Regions from separate parts of the Homo sapiens genome. Here region 1 is linked to region 2. A link is an interaction called in ENCODE POLR2A ChIA-PET data of the cell type or tissue named here. Cell type or tissue: HepG2. All regions are shown on one strand. Each heading gives the region's core, and the rest is flanking DNA. Links, peaks and the distances in the headings are about the cores only.

Region 1 (8,502 bases), core at 1,495-6,494, 120 kb after region 2:
TAAAAAAAAAATCACGACTTCTTCTGGAAAGAGGCAAATGAGACAAACATTGGCTTCATTTTACAAGAGGAGGCTCGAAGCCCGTTTTGAACACCAACAGCATGTGCAGTGCTGTGTGCTGAGGTAATGGGAAGGATCGCCTCATCTGATGACTCAACGAGGAGCAGATGGCCCGTGGGAGCTGGAGAAGGACTTTTCCCTCCTCAGTGGAGGACAGCACGGCCCTAGGCATGGGGGCGGCAGCGGCAGGGGTGGAGGGCTTGCCTGGTTTTCAGCCCAGTACATACCAGGATGCACAAGAGGACGAGTCCTCAGCAGAGGAGCTCTCTTCTCAGCCTTGCCAGCAACAGTGTGCTCTTTGGGTCTTCTATTTCACATGCAGTGCATCTAACAGTAAGTGTGAGACCATTCACCATAGCATTGTTTATGAAAGCAAAAAACTAGAAATGACCATGATGACGCCCAATGGTTAACAAATGTTTGATGGTTAGTAACGGAACATTCATATCTGGGAATACTCACAGCAGTTAAAAAAAAACAAATAATTCACTGTGTTGATGACAGAACACTAGCCAGGATTCTATTATTAAGAGGACAATGGGAGGTATAGCATGGCATGGATAAAACACACAATCTTGTGTGTATACACTTGTGCTTGAGGGATGCTTTCTTGGGAGTGAATTATCATTCCACGGGGTTGTTATATCACAGACCCTATGGAGATGTCTTCCATCCATCCAACGCTGGAAATGGCCCCGTGGGTCTCATCCAAACCTCGGAGGTCACCAGTCGCCTCCTGCCCTAATTTCTTTTTCCATGTCTCCTCCAGATGATTGTTGATCAACCCCACCAGGCTACAGGGGTATTATGAGACAGTAGAGAACATTAAATGATTTCCATCAATCTCTCTCTTTTTTAAAAAATTGAGATGTAATTCACATATAGTGGTTTTTAGTGTACTCATAAGGTTGTGCAACCTTATGAGTTGCACATAAGTTGATGATGTGCAATAAACTTTAGAATGTAATCAACTTTAGAACATGTTAATCACCCTAAAAAGAAACCAAATACACACTGGCAGTCACTCCCCAATCTCCTTCCCACCTCCACCCAGGCCCTGACCATTAATCTACTTCTTACTTTGGGAGATCAAGGTGGGAGGATTGTTTGAGCCTGGTAGGTTAAGGCTGCAGTGAGCCATGATCGTGCCATGGCACTCCAGCCTCGGGGACAGAGTAAGACCCTGTCTCAAAATAAAAAAATAAAAATAAAAAATCTACTTTTTGTCTCTATGGATTTGCCTATTGTGGACAGTTCACATAAATCACATGATACAGTATGTGGCCTTTTGTGTCCAGCTTTTTCCGCTGAGCATAATGTTTTCAAGGTTCACCCTTGCTGCAGCAAGTATCAGTACTCCGTTCCTTTTTATGGCTGATTAATATTCCACTGTATGGATATAACACATTTTGATTATCCATTCATCTGTTGATGGACATTTGGGTTGTTTCCATTTTGGGCTATGATGAATAATACTGTTATGAACATTTGCATATGATTTCTTCATTTCTTTTGGTTATTTAGCTAGGAATGGAATTGCAGGGTTATATGGTCACTCTATGCTTAAGCTTTTGAGGAACCACCAGGCTGTTTTCCACAGCAGCTGCACCATTTTACCAACAGTGAACAAGGGTTCCAATTTTTCCAAGTCCTCACTGATTTTTATTATCTGTCTTTTTCATTGTAGCCATCCTAGTAGGTATGAAGTGGTATCTCACTGTGGTTTTGATTTGTATTTCCTGATAGCCAATAATGTTGAGTATCTTATGTGCTCATTGGCCATCTGCATATTTTCTTTGGAGAAATGTCAACTTAGATTGACCTGTTTTTTTTTTTTTTTTTTTTTTTTTTTTGAGATGGAGTCTCACTCTGTTGCCCAGGCTGGAGTGCAGTGGTACAATCTCAGCTCACTGCAACCTCTGCCCCTCGGGTTCAAGTGATTCTCCTGCCTCAGCCTCCCGAGTAGCTGGGATTACAGGTGCGTGCCACCACACCCTGCTAATTGTTTGTATGTTTAGCAGAGATGGGGTTTCACCATGTTGGCCAGGCTGGTCTTGAATTGCTGACCTCAAGTGATCTGCCCGCCTCAGCGTCCCAAAGTGCTGGGATTACAGGCATGAGCCACTGTGCCCAGCCAGATTGATCCTTTTTTTTTCTTTTTTCTTTTTTTTTTTTATTTGAGATGGAGTCCCACTCTGTCGCCTAGGCTGGAGTGCAGGGGCACGATCTCAGCTCACTGCAACCTCCATCTCCCAGATTCAAGCAATTCTCCTGCCTCAGCCTCCTGAGTAGCTGGGATTACAGGTGCATGTCACCACACCTGGATAATTTTTGTGTTTTCAGTAGAGACGGGGTTTCACCATGTTGGCCAGGCTGGTCTTGAACTCCTGACCTTAAGTGATCTGCCCACCTCAGCCTCCCAAAGTGCTGGGATTACAGGCGTGAGCCACCATGCCCGGTCCAGACTGACCATTTTTTAATTGGGTCATTTGTCTTTATTGTTGAGTTGTAAGTGTTCTTTATATATTCTGAATACAAGTCCCTTAACAGATATATGATTTGCAAATATTACCTCCCATTCTGTAGGTTGTCTTTTTATTTTCTTGATGGAGTCCTCTGTCGCACAAAAGTTTTTAATTTTGATGCAGTCCAATTTACTGATTCTTTTTCCCTTCAGTTGCTTATGCTTTCAGTGTCTAGTATGTAAGAAACTATTGCCTAATGCAAGATCATGAAGATTTACATCTACATTTTTTCTGTTTGTTGTATAATTTTAGCTTTTATATTTGGGTTTTTGATCCGTTTTGAATCAGTACCTTATTATCTTTGATGCTACTGTAAATGATTTTTTTTTTTTTTTTTTTTTTTGAGACAGACTCTCACTGTGTCCCCTAGGCTGGAGTGCAATGGCACAACCTCAACTCACTGCAACCTCTGCCTCCCGGGTTCAAGCGATGTAAATGAATTTTTCCTAATTTAACTTTCAGATTATTCTTAGCTAGTGTATGGAAATACAGCTAACTTTTGTATGTTGATCCTATATCTCGAAACTTTACTGAACTTGTTTATTAGCTCTAATTATTTTTTTGGAGGATTACTTAGGATTTACTCCACATAAGATTATGTCTACAAATGGAGACAGTTTTACTTCTTCCTTTCCAATCTGGATGCCTTGTAGTTCACTTTTTTGCCTAACTGCCCTGGCTATAACCTCCAGTACAATGTTGAATAGTACAGTCCCTGTTTCTTATTCCTTCTGTCCTCAACCATTGACTTGAAAGGGGCAAGAACTCCTGTAAAGCAGATTTGTAACATCTAGCAGGATGTTCTTCTTTCGTGTCTTTGTGGCAGGTCCAGCAGAATACCCATATAGTTTTTGTCATCCATTCTAGATCAAAACTGTTGGCCAAAACACAAACTAAATGGTAGGAAAAAGGGGCACAGGAAGTAAGCAAATACTCTGTGGAACAAAGTGAATTTGGCGTTACATGAGAAAGCACTCACTGGATGAGAGTTTTTCTGAATGGGAAACTAACGCTCATTAGCTGAACATGTAATGTACATAGTGATTCTTCCTACTGGCTGAGTGCATAAGATATCCTTAGGATGGGCAAAATAAGAGTGAATTATTATGGACTGGCATATGTACATGAATAATTTTGTACGAAATATTTTATAGTCAAATAGCATTATAATGAATCAGTGCTACACGGAGCAGCAATATGGAAGTATGCATGTATACTTACAAAATTTACTTTCCCAAGATTCACAAGAAAACAGTAGCAGTAATTATCTTTGGGTAAGGGACTACAGTGGTAGTAAATGGAATTTTATACTTTTCTAAACTGCTTGAATTTTCTTACTATGTGCTTTGAAAAAAATTAACCAAAGTTAACTAACCAGTGATTATGAAATGTCTTGCTTTTTCATGTTTTTCTATATAAAGAAAAAGGACCCTACTAGATGTTATTGCAAAAATGAAACACCAAGTACTGTAAATATGTAATTAGGGGTCTATGGAGAATTCTCTCCCCCTTAGAAAGACCTGAGTGCTGACTAACCAGGAAATGGTCTGGAAAAATAAAGAGGGAAGGTTATTTGAGTTCAATTATTCAGGACATGTCTGTCATCTTTGCTGTTTAAAAGAGCTGAGAGCTGAGGGTGTCCCTCTAACAGGAAACAAACTGAGTGGGCAGCTCAGGCTGGTGGAGCTGACCTTTGAAACAGGAAAGGGCAGAGTCCATTTCTGGCTAGCTGAGAGCTCTAAAGTTTTTCAGAAAATGCTGGCATAGGTATAGCATCCTCCCATCAAGAACAGGTAGAAACACTCTTCACAGGTCGCTTGTTAGTGTATGTGGTTCAAATAAAAACACTAGACAGACAGGAGTGGGTAGGGGAATCCCACGTGCCTGAGGGATAGAGGGGTGTAGGGCAGGAATTCTAAGACATACAGTTGAGACCTTAGGAGAGGCACAGGCCAATGATCAGGTAGGAACTCTCGGAAGCCATAAAGGCAAGAACTTTTTTCCACTCTGGACAGTGGTGAGATTTTGAACAGAGGCCAGAGGAGCTTTACAGAGAAGAGCCAGAGGGGACCCAAGGGTTGCCCTTCAGAGGGGCTGGACTAGATGTAGGTTCCAGAAGGGTAGTCTTAGAAGTGCTGCTCATTCAATTCTTACCTCTAGCGATTTGCTTGAGCATCTCTGTTGAACTTTCAGACTCTTTCCTTTTATGCCTGTGCTCTACATTTGTAACCAGGCATTCTTGCACTTTTTTTTTTAACATTCTCTTAATTAGTAAAATTAACTTGTTGAACATTCCAGCCAATTATACTTGTCAGGAAGGGAGGGAGGTGTTTCCATGTTCTGGTTGGTCAAGAGACAGGAGCAGATGCCTTGTGTGGTCCCCAGGGAAGGGTGGCAGCAGGGAAAGGGAAGGGCCCAGCTCCAGAGCCATGCGGACATGAGGGGACGAGCCAGGCTGAGGAAATCAGAATAAGCCAGGAGGGGCAGTGGGGGCTGTGTCCCTGTGCCCTCTGCCACTTGTTGGACAAACCTTTTCCAAGTGCCAGAGGACATAGATGATAGCATCAAACGTGTTAAGTATTTACCTGAACTGTAGGAAATTGCCAATATTCATTCTATTTTATTTTATTTTATTATTTATTTATTTATTTATTGAGATGGAGTCTCACTTTGCTGTCCAGGCTGGAGTGCAGTCTGAGCTCACTTCAGCCTCTGCCTCTCAGGTTCAAGAAATTCTCGTGCCTCAGCCTTCTGAGTAGCTAGGATTATAGGCATGCCACCATGCCAGGCTAATTTTTATATTTAGTGGAGATGGGGTTTCACCATGTTGGCCAGGCTGATCTCGAACTCCTGACCTCAAGTGATCTGCCCGCCTCGGCCTCTCAAAGTGCTGAGATTACAGGCATGAGCCACCGCACCTGGCCCTGACAATATTCATTTTAGATCCACCAAAACAGCAATTGCCTGTGATTCAACTTAACATACATGTTCTAAATGGATTGCATGTATTCATTGTATTTATTCCTCACATCCACCTATAAGGTAGAAACTATTGTGTTAATCATCCCTGTTTTACAGCTAAGGGGACTAAAGCTAAGTGTGGTTGAGTAACTCTCTCAAGGCCACACAGCAAATGTGTGTAAAGCTTGAGTATCCTTTATCCAAAATATTTGGAACCAGAAGTGTTTCAGACTTCCGATATTTTTGGATTTTGGAATATCTACATACAAATGAAATATCTTGGGGATGGGACCCAAGTCAAAATACAAATTTATTTATGTTTCATATATAGTTGGTCCTCCCAATCCTCAGGTTCTCCATGCTTGGATTCAATCAGCTGCAGATTCAACCAACCTCAGACTGAAAATATAGTACTCCAGGGATGTAGAACCCCCAGATACAAAGGACCAGCTTTCTGTTTCCTCAGTTCCACAAGGCTGACTATGCATCCTGAGATTTTGGTATGGGGGCAGTCCTGGAACCAATGCCCCGAGGATACTGAGTACCTTTTATACACATAGCCTGAAGGTAATTTTATACATTATTTTAAATAATTTTGTATATGAAACAAAGTTTTGACTGGGAGCCACCATCACATGAGATCAGGTATGAAATTTTCCATTAGTGGTCATGTTGTTGCCCAGGAAGTTTTGTTCAGATTTTCATATTAGAAATTCTGAACCTGTAGTAGAGTCAGAACTCATCCAGGCAGCCATTCTCATAAACCCCATCCTACCATCCTGGGTCAAGACCAAGGGCGGAGGAGCTCTGGAGTGAAGCTCAATCCATATCCTCAGATGATGCCTCCCTAACACGAGGCAGGATCAACCAGACCTTGGCCAAGGAGGAACATGGGCTGTTGTCTTTCCCTCTTTTCAAAGACTCACAAACTTCACAGAACCCCCGAATTTAACCTTTCTTTTAATGGGTCAATCCTTATATACAATGGGGATGGCTTTACATTGTATTATTAGAAGCCTTCTTTTTTTTTTTTTTTTCTGACACGAAGTCTCACTCTGTTACCAAGGCTGGAGTGCAGTGGCATGATCTCGGCTCACTGCAACCTCCACCTCCCAGGTTCAAGTGATTCTCCTGCCTCAGCCTCCCAAGTAGGTGGGACTACAGGCGCCTGCCACCATGCTCAGCTAATTTTTGTATTTTTAGTAGAGATGTGGTTTCACCATATTGGGCAGGCTGGTCTTGAACTCCTGACCTTGTGATCTGCCGGCCTCGGCCTCCCAAAGTGCTGGGATTACAGGTGTGAGCCACCGCGCCCGGCCTAGAAGCCTTCTTTCAATCCATTTTTGATAGCTGCAAATGAACAATTCAGTCAGATCTTTAGGCCAACCAAGGTCTTCCGAACTTATGCCTCTGTTCCTCACACAGCCACCTGATTCCATCTGTTCTCTAGACTCTTTCTCTTTGATCATATGTTATCCCAAACGCTGGGTAATCTTCCTAGAACTCTACTTTCATTATGTCATTCTTGGAACATAAAATACCTCACCATTACCCAGAGGATCACATACGAGTTCTTCAATTTGGCATCCGAGGAGCTCCATGACTTAGCCTAGCCTTGCCTGGCCCACCTTCAGTCTCACTGGTTCTTTTCGTGGCTGTCCTCTCCAGCAAGTCCATTCTCATGTTAATGTCCACATCCACAATCCATTCCTTTTTATGCCTACCAGGCTTTGCTCCTTGAATTCCTCTCCCTCTGCCTCTTCACCCATCTCAGTGGTATCCTTTCTTACTATCCCAGCTCAAGCCTCACATCCCCCTGTAGCCCTTTCTAACTAAATCTGTCAACAGTAAACTCTCAGTTCTTAGAACTCTGAGGATGTAGCCTAGGATTACCTATCTATCTTGGGACCAGTATTTCAGCTCTCCAAATAACATATAAAGAACCTCAGGGACAGACATCATGTCTATGAGATTCATTTTTTCAACACTCACGGAGCACCCTCTCAGTGCCAAGCACTGTGGTGCACTGAGAAACAAGACGTAATCCCTAGGGACAAAAGTCTGAGGGTCAGAAGCGAGATATGTATTTGGTTGGACCATATGAAATTGTTTTTGGCCGGGCGCGGTCGCTCACGCCTGTAATCCCAGCACTTTGGGAGGCCAAGGCAGGTGGATCACAAGGTCAGGAAATCGAGACCATTCTGGCTAACACAGTGAAATCCTGTCTCCACTAAAAATACAAAAAATTATCTGGGTGTGGTGGCATGTGCCTGTAGTCCCAGCTACTCGGGAGGCTGAGGCAGGAGAATCGCTTGAACCCAGGGAGGTGGAGGTTGCAGTGAGCCGAGACCACGCCACTGCACTCCAGCCTGGGTGACAGAGCGAGATTCCATCTCAAAAAAGAAAAAAGAAATTGTTCTTGTAGGGCAAAAATGGTCAAATATTGGCAATTTAATGTGGTAAACATAAAAAGAATGACCAAATCATGTAGTAAGATCAGAGAGAGACAGAGAAGAGAGCCTAGGAGTACAGAGGAGGGACAGCAGCTTACATTAGGATAGGGTCTGAGAGTTTCTGGGAAGGCAATGCAATCTGTGCTGAGTCATAATGATGAGTCATAATGATATGGAATTATGCAGCAAGGCAAGGATATTCTAAATAGAGACAACATCTTTAAAAGGCATGGAGGTAAGAAAGAGCAGGCAGATGGTAGGAGCTATGACTGAACTGGGTTCCCCCAAATGTATATGTTGGAACCATATCCCCCTGTACCTCAGAATATGACTGTCTTTGGAGATAGGGCAGTTGAGGGCTTCAAGGGGTGGTTAAATTAAAATGAGGCTGTCAGGGTGGGCCTATTCCAATGTGACTAGTGTCCTTTAGGAAGAGCAGATTAAGACATACAGAGGGACACGAGGGACATGCACACGCAGAGAAAAGGCCGCTTGAGGACACA
Region 2 (8,502 bases), core at 2,063-7,062:
AATTTCTAGCCATATCACGTTTTACTCCATGAAAGAAACTCAGCCTTCCCTCCCCCTTCTCTTCTCAGTGGCTATTTCTTCTGATACCCTTCTGTTCAAGAGCTAGAGAAACAGGCTTTTAAAAATAAACCCCAGAGACTAAAGAACTAAAACTATACAACTTTTAGGAAAGACACAGGCATAAATCTTCATGACCCTGGCAATGATTTTCAACAAAACAAAGGAGATACACTGGACTTCATTAAAGTGAAAATTTTTATACCTCAAGGGATACCATCATATAAGAGTATATTTTTGCAAACTGTATTTGAGAAGGAACTCGTATCTAGACTATATAAAGAACTATTATAACTCAGTAATACAAAGACAAACCAATTTAAAAATGAGCAAAAGGTTTAACTAGCCCTTTCTCCAAAGAAGATATGCAAATGGTCAATATGCACATGAAAAGATGCTCAACACCATTAGTCAATACGTGAAAAAAAGGAATGACGACGACAGTGGGGTACCAAGTCACATCCAACAGGATGGCTAAAATAAAAAAGACGGACAACAAGTGCTGGTGGAGGCCGAACCCATACTCACTGCTAGAGAAAATGTAAGATGGTTTAGCCACAGCAGAAAACACACTGGCAGTTCCTCAAAAGGTTAAACAAGGGTTATAATCCAGCAATTCTACTCCTAGGAATATACCTAAGAGAAATGAAAGCATATGTCCACACAAAACCGTACACACATATGTTCCTAGCAGCATTATTCACAATAGTTAAAAGTGGAAACACCCTAACTGTCCATCAGCTGATGTGTGGATCAACAAATGCCATCCATCCATATGACTCAAAATATTTGGCAATAAAAAGGAATGAAGTAATGATATATGCTACAAAGAAGGATGATCCCCGAAAACATTATGCTAAGTCAAAAGAAGTCAGTCACAAAAGACCAAATATTATATATAATTCCATTTATGTGAAGGCCCAGAATAGGCAAATCTATAGAGACAGAAAAATGAGTGCTTGCCTAGGACTGGGGAGCTAGGGATGACAGCCAAAGGGTACTGGGTTTCTTTTGGGGATGACAAAATGTTCTACAAGTGATTGTGGTGATGGTTGTACAACTCTGTGAATATATTAAAAACTACTGAATTGTATACTTTAAAATGGGTGCACTTCATGGTATGTGAATTATAGCTCAAAAAAGTTACTAAAAACAGTTACCCCTCACCCTAAGAACCAAGTTGAGAAAGGCTGTTTCAGCGAAGGGTACTATTCTACACAGTCTACTCTCGAGAAAAACTACCTGGTGCCCTGAGAGCCGAGGCCATGAAGTCAGCTTTGCGCTGGCTGGTTCCCTCAGTGCCTGGGAACTTCCTGTGCCCAGCCTGGGCATTTGCTTCCACCCATGGATGGGCAAAACCAGGTGGTCTACAGAACACAGTTCCATGTGGTTCAAGGTTGCAGCAAAGCAATATGCAGAGACTGAACAGCCTAAAAATCATTTTTAGTGCCACCCCACAAAGTTTAGCCAATCTCTACTGTGTTTATGTTCTAAATATCATACCCTGCCATCCACACAAAATTCCACCATTACACGCAGAGCAGGCCTGGGAACGTGCTTCCGCAAGCTGACTCCGTGCGAGCGGCCTGAACACAAGGGGTAAAGCTCACATCCTATCTGTGCTGTGAGGTTCTCACAGCCTGAAGTCCAGACAGATCCACCTCTCACATCCTGGTGTGCCACAGTTCTAGAGAGCAAAGATGGTGTACATGAAAGCCACCAGAAGGCAGAAAAGCCACCTGGAAAGCTATGTTGAGAGCTGTGGCAGAGTGAGCCCTGTATTTCAGGGCATTTAAGGTATACTTTAAATGGGAATATGGCTAAGTTTACAATTGTAAAAAGAGACGGCAATGTTCAAAGAAAGTTGTGTGGTTTCTGGTGTGGATTTCAGAACAGAAATCCAATACAAAAGTATGTAAACTACTGACTGAGCTGTAAAGAACCCAGAAGCACCAATTAAAGTCCAATGCATTAATTCCACTCGAGAAGCCTTTGGACACACAATGAATATGAGATGCTGCTGGTTTCCTGGCTATACCGGAAGAAGAGCATCAGGGCACTGCTATTTAGACCCCAGAGAATGTGTAAATCTCCATCTCCATCTTTCTGAGAAAATCTATACAGACTGGAGAGCGCCCTATGGAGCAAACACAGAGGCCCTCACATCTTCAGAGGTCGGTAACAGTGGGCCCACTGCTGAACCCTGTGCAAACAGCAGACGGCAGGGACACTCTGCAACCAGTGGCTTTTCTAATAAAGTCTGGCTGAACCTGTAGCTAAAAGCCACCTATTAAATGCCCTCTCTCTTTAAACAGATAAATGCTAAGCTGACCATTTAAGAAAAATTAGCCAGATTATGCTGTCCATGGCTTGCTTCTTCTTTACTTTCATTTGCTATAAATTCACAGTAAACAAAACACAATCTTCAGGAACAACACAGGAAATTATTTATCTAAAAAAGAAAGTTCTTTGTGATTTTAGATCAGCTTTTTAAAAAAAAAATCCCTTTATCACAGTATAACAGGGGAGATGCTGTTGCAGGCTTTCCACAGGAAAGTTCCAGAGGCACTGAATTGAATAACAGAAAGAAAACCCTAAGAAGGATGTACTGAGAGACAGACCGTCCTGACTTTGAAAGAATGTTCTGAAACATCGATTAAATGTTTCATAAACCAAATAAGACAAAGAAAAAATGCACAAATAAAACCAGAGAACTCTATTCTTTCTCCTATCATAAAAAGCAGATGGTGTAAAAAGATATGTCTAAAGTAACTAAAGACAATTACCCCAATCCCTTTTTTCAATCTATACCCACCTTTTAAACTCTAGAAAAGGAATAATGCTCTGTCAAAGGGACAGCCATGACCCTCACAAGCATGGTCTCAGCTTTCTAAAAACCTGAAGTCACACTATTCACAGGCCATGTTCTAAAGTTCAGACTCATCGGTATCTGGCCTCTTGATCTGTAACCTAAGGTTGATGGCATCAATGGGCCAGTAAGCCAGACCCCTGTACCTGCAATCATACTGTGAGAAACGGCCTAATGCTGAGCTTCTGTGGGTTGCCAGGTGGAGGTGGCAAGTGTCAACTTGCCCTTTTGGGATCCCGGGGGGACCTGGTTCCTTGTATTTTACCCTATAAAAGCATTTCACTAATTGCACACACTACTCTGACACTCCACAATGGTGTTCTTTTTCATGTTCAATCTGAAAACCTGCCTTGTAGGGCTCTGTTCCACAATGGTGTCTCCTGACAATGCTGGATGATGACGTGGTGAGCCAGCTGGCTTAGTAATGAGGCCCTGGATTCGCCTGCACCAAGGGCAGCCAGCAGGAGAAGGGGAGGAGAGGAAAAGGGGGCCTGGGTGGGCCCCCTGGACATCACCAAGATGGTGCCGGCGCCTTGGCCGGCACTGCTCCTATTCATAAGCCTCGGTGTCCTACGGGGCAGAGGCCCTGGTGCCAGCACCGTGGTGGGAGAGGCAGAGCTGGGTGCTGCCCTCACACACCACGATGACAGGACCTGACGTCAGCATAGCCAGAGTTTCTGCCTTTATTACGCTTAGACTCTGGATCAAGGCAGACAAGAGGAAGGACTTCTAAGTTCAGCACACTACATATTAATAAATCTAAAGCATCGAGCATCCTGAAACAGCAACAGAGCCCAAAGAGATTATATCTAACCTTTCCTCTAAGCCACTCTGTAACAAAACAAAATAGAAATGTCTTACTTATTTGTAGCCAGAATACTATGAAAAAGCAACCAGGGAAGAAAAAGAAGCTCCAACAGCAGGGAAAAGACCCTCCTGAACATTTCACATCTCCAAGCCCTCCAAAGCAGAAGACGAAAGTCATCTCTAATGGAAAGAGTTCTAGCACTGAAAGGAACGAACAGAACCACAACTATGGATCAATTTTAGAATCTGGAGATGTAACAACCATCAAACCTTCATTCTTTGCCCCTTTGGTAAGTTCCTCTAGAGTTCTATTAATCATTAAGTGCTTGAGTCACAGAACTATGCTTTTGGCCCAAATGAAATTCATAAATGAGCATTAAAGCTGTCACATGATTGTGTTGCTGGACTCACAACTTCCACCTTTGGACTGCAAATAAATGCTATGGTGCTTTCTTCCCAAGTAAACAATGTATTAGTAACAGCATATTAAGATAAATACCAGCTTGTGGACCCGCCCCCTGACCAATGGCTTGTGTACGATGCATCAAAAGAGGTAGACGAGGCCAGGCGCGGTGGCTCACGCCTGTAATCCCAGCACTTTGGGAAGCCAAGGCAGGTGGATCATGAGGTCAGGAGTTCGAGAACAGCCTGGCCAAGATGGTGAAACCCCGTCTCTATTAAAATACAAAAAATTGGCTGGGCGTGGTGGTGGGCACCTGTAATCCAGCTACTCGGGAGGCTGAGGCAGAACTGCTTGAACCTGGGAGTTGGAGGTTGCAGTGAGCCAAGATCGTGCCACTGCACTCCAGCCTGGGAGACACAGCGAGACTCCGTCTCAAACATACAAACAAAAAAGAGGTAGAGGAGACCTAGACCCATTACACAGGGTCTGCAGGGCCTCTTCAGCTACTGCCCGTGCTACGGGACAGGCCTGTGACGCTGGTCGTTTTTTCCATTTCCAATCAACCTGGAGTTTCCTTTCTATCCTGGAAGGCAGCCGGATGAGTGCTGAAACAGGTATGCCCTTACAATCTGTTTCCTCACATTCACTTGCTCCTACTAGTTTAGTTTGCAATTCTACATGAAAGAGTGGAGCCTCCCAAGGTTACATTCTTTGGCACTTTGGGAGAGTATAGCTGTCTTAGGGTGGCCTCTAAATGTTGTTAGCAAGCTTTTTCTAGCTACTCCCCTCTGTGCTGACACCTTACTAAGTTGAGATTTTTTTTTTTTTTGAAACTGCCTTTTGTCAATTAGCTGTAGTCAGTCAGCAGGAAGAGCCGCTCACGTGCACACGAGCACCTGGGGCCAGGCATGAGGGCCAGACCCTGAAGGGAGACCTCCAGTGAAGCAGCACCCCGGAGAAGACACAGTCACAACACACGATACCCACACTTTCTTGCTCCAATCCAATCTCGGAGTCCTCTTCCTTTCAATCAACACTATTTCCCCCACACAGTGAAGGGAAGAACGGGTGCTACCAAATTCTCCCAGAAAACTAATGTTCTTATTAAGCATATCAACCAAACTCAAAGCAGGGCACGCTGCAGCATGGGCCTTTCGGATTCGTGGCCACCAGCAAAACAACACAGGGGGAGCCCATCCCCTGAGGCATGGCCCCAGTCTGAAAGCGCTCAGTGGAGTCTGCAGAGATCTGAAAGCGCTCAGTGGAGTCTGCGGAGATCTAAAAGCGCTCAGTGGAGTCTGCGGAGATCTGAAAGCGCTCAGTGGAGCCTGCAGAGATGCTGCTGCCTGAAGGTCAGTCATGGACTTCCTGGGGGAAAGAGGTCAGAAAGGCAAGGTCCAGGGATCCTCATCTCACTGCCATGGGTAGCTATTTTTACAGCTTAAGAGACCTGCTAAGGCAGGCAGGAAATGTGTTACTTAAAAAGGGATCTTAGATAACATGTTTTGTTCCCAGAGTTAGCTGTCAAATATATTTTTTAAACTTTTATGGCTATTTGAGAAATATACTCAAAAACTGCAGAAAGACAAGGTGCTTCTGTGGAACGGATTTCCCTTCGGCTCATTTTCCGTGCTGGCTGCAGTGGCCCAGCACCCGCCCATAGTCCTGAGGCCTGCTACATACAAGATGGCTGACTTTGAGGTCAGCTTCACTCTCCAGGCCAAGGAGCATCAAGGAGCGCAGCCTGTGCCCGCCCTGCAGAGGGGTGGCAAGGCAGGAGGTAGCCTGGGATGGTTTGCCTACTCCACCCATGCTCTCAACTCTGTCTGTCCTTGAGCACTTTTCCTTTCACATTCTGAACACGGGGGCATTGCCTCCATGAAGAGCATACACCTGGGTCTTCACATCACGTGATGCAGGCACATGGAGGGCAGGCAGGGTGTGCATAACCTGAGATAGTATTCAGAACCCTGGCCCCACAACCCCTCGACATTCAAGCCCTTGGCAAGCAGCCGCAGCAGACTCAGTGCTACACTCAGAAAATCAGACCAACAGATCAGATGCTCTGTGAACACAGCCCATACACAGAAGCACCACACATAGAAAGAATGGTTAATAGTAATCTCGTCCCTCCTTTCTTCCTTCTCTGTGTGGGTGGGCCTGTACCGGCCCATCCACATGAAAAGAGGGAGGGACAGACCGGGATGGCAGCCCAGGAGCTAAAGCAACCATGGAATAGGCTTCTCACTTGCAGCCGCTACATCCCGAACACGCTGCTCAGCCAACAAAACTCCTCAGTGCACTTTGCCATGAGGAGCAGGAACAGCTGGAGGCAGCAAGCTTACCCTTCTGGAAAGGCAGCTTTACATATGCATCTCGGTCACATGTAGAGCAAGGGAAGCCTTTCTGCGTTATCTCAAAAATATAGGGGCACAGAAGGTAAAGAAATCTGCCCCCACCAGGTCCCAAGCACCCCTGCGCTGTACTAGAGATCTGCCCCGTTAGCCTGGGCAGGTGTTTCTGAACCAGCCACCTAATTCAACACTGGCCTTAGCACCCACAGCCGTTCTTCTCAAAGGTTCTAAGAGGTTATATATAACAACTAAGTTGAGCTGCAAGAACAGGACATGTTTTATGCTAAACGGAAGGGGGCCACCTCATGGTTTCCGGACATCAAGTGACAGGTGCCCGGTGCCTGCTCTGATCCTCCCCTCTGGTCTGTCCATGCCCATCACAGGGTCCTGGAGGTTTGGTGGTACTCCACCCTGATTAAAACACAGCCTAATGACTATATATAGCAAAGTCTTTTAAACACTAATTAAAAATAACAGTCTGGCATTTGAGAACTCCTACATACAAAAATATAAGAGCTGAAATAAACAGCAACAGTTGTAAATTTGGTCTATGCTCAGGTGGGTAAAAAGCTACATGTCCCCTCTGGAGTTTTTCAATCACTGTTGAGTTTATGGGGCTTTAAAATGCCTAACAATGGCCATCTTACCTTTTGGTTAATAAGGAACGGGCTTTTCTCAATTACTCCATTTTAATGATTATAAAATTCATTACAATAATATTTAACCTAATATATCCCAAATATCACTAACACTATAATCAATTGGGACACATTAAGTTATTTTGTCTTTCTTCATTCCAGTGTCTTCACTATTCATTGTGCATTTTATACTTACAGCACATCTCAACTCAAAATAGCTGCATTTAAGTGTTTAACAGCCACACATGGCTAATGGCTGCTGTACTAGACTGCACAGTTTTAAAATGTTCAAAACCAAACTTACTTTCTGCATTTTGGGAGTCTTATATAAAAGAGGTTTTCTGTTTAAGCTCTTGTTTTTACTTAAGATGTCTGAATACATTATTTACTATTTTGTATTTTTTTAAAACCCTGGAATTTGTCTTAGGATTCACACTGCATTCCTCACAATAAGGTAGAAGATATTAAGGACTATATCACATTGCTTTCTCGCAAGCATCCAATTGCCTTTTCCAACTACAGCTGCTAGATTTAGTTTTCATTCCCTTTACACATGGCTCCTTTCCTGCCCTAACTGAATGCAACCAAGAAGCTCTGACACATCTGAGCCAAGTTTCCTTAATGTGCAACAGAATGGCACCACCGTCAGTGGGCACAATGACCCACCCAAGTTTACAACTCAAAAACATTCCACTCATTCCTTTAGGAGACTTATGTCCATCTTTATGATTTAAGAAGAGGGAAAAACTTAAGACCTCAAAATACTCTGATTAGAAGCATAAGCATAATCAGATTAAAGCACTTAGTTCTTCACTCATACAGCAAACACATGAGATTTTGCTAATAGAAATGGTGGTTTCAATAGTTTGGGACTGCAATGGGATCACCATTCTTCAACAACAGTGGGGACCTGCTGGTTAAACTCCGAGAGTGTTCCTGGTTACCTCTGCATCCTGATCCTGGAGGTGGTATGTCCTCTGGAGGCTTTGCAGAGTTCGGGGGCTCAGAGTCTTCTGCTCCAAGAGATGCTCCAGAAGCAAGACCAGCTGGTCTGGAAGAAGCTAAAGACAAAACCAAACAGCCTATGAAAATGCCATTCAGTTGATGAGAAACAACACCCAAATGTTCAGACTGAAGACCACATACCCAGGGTAACCTGGGTGCTTTCAGCATATATTGGCAACATGGAAAGACTGTTCGGCTGACTTTTGTAATTCCTCAGGGCCTACATTGTCTGTATTCCCAAAGACACTACATTCTGGGGTCTGCTTTGGCCCCGTTTTCCATGACTAATCATTTCAGTTCTATACTTAGAGCAGATCAAAACTGTGCTTATCTTAATAAAACATTATCGTGGTTTACTGGATCTCTTCC

Evidence for each region. Peaks named below come from ENCODE experiments on the same cell type or tissue, not always from the same donor. Only the 100,000 strongest peaks of a DNase experiment are listed, where the experiment ranks them.
Region 1: POLR2A ChIA-PET joins it to region 2 with 5 read pairs; 2 of 35 experiments call an interaction of 5 or more read pairs at or near these places.

The regions. Positions count from the first base shown.
Region 1 is chr9:94,937,331-94,945,832 of GRCh38, reverse strand. The region is part of intron 7 of AOPEP (aminopeptidase O (putative)); the gene reads right to left. AOPEP-AS1 (AOPEP antisense RNA 1) reads left to right here and starts at 279. Exons shown (of 2, transcript NR_147614.1): 1 at 279-393. In HepG2, for the core only: no CTCF peak of the experiment used is centred there; a DNase peak (open chromatin) is centred at 4,212.
Region 2 is chr9:95,060,381-95,068,882 of GRCh38, reverse strand. AOPEP (aminopeptidase O (putative)) reads right to left here. Exons shown (of 17, transcript NM_001193329.3): 14 at 8,073-8,189. MIR6081 (microRNA 6081) reads right to left here and starts at 3,533; the gene lies at 3,437-3,533. RefSeq lists an enhancer at 5,396-6,105. In HepG2, for the core only: no CTCF peak of the experiment used is centred there; a DNase peak (open chromatin) is centred at 4,162.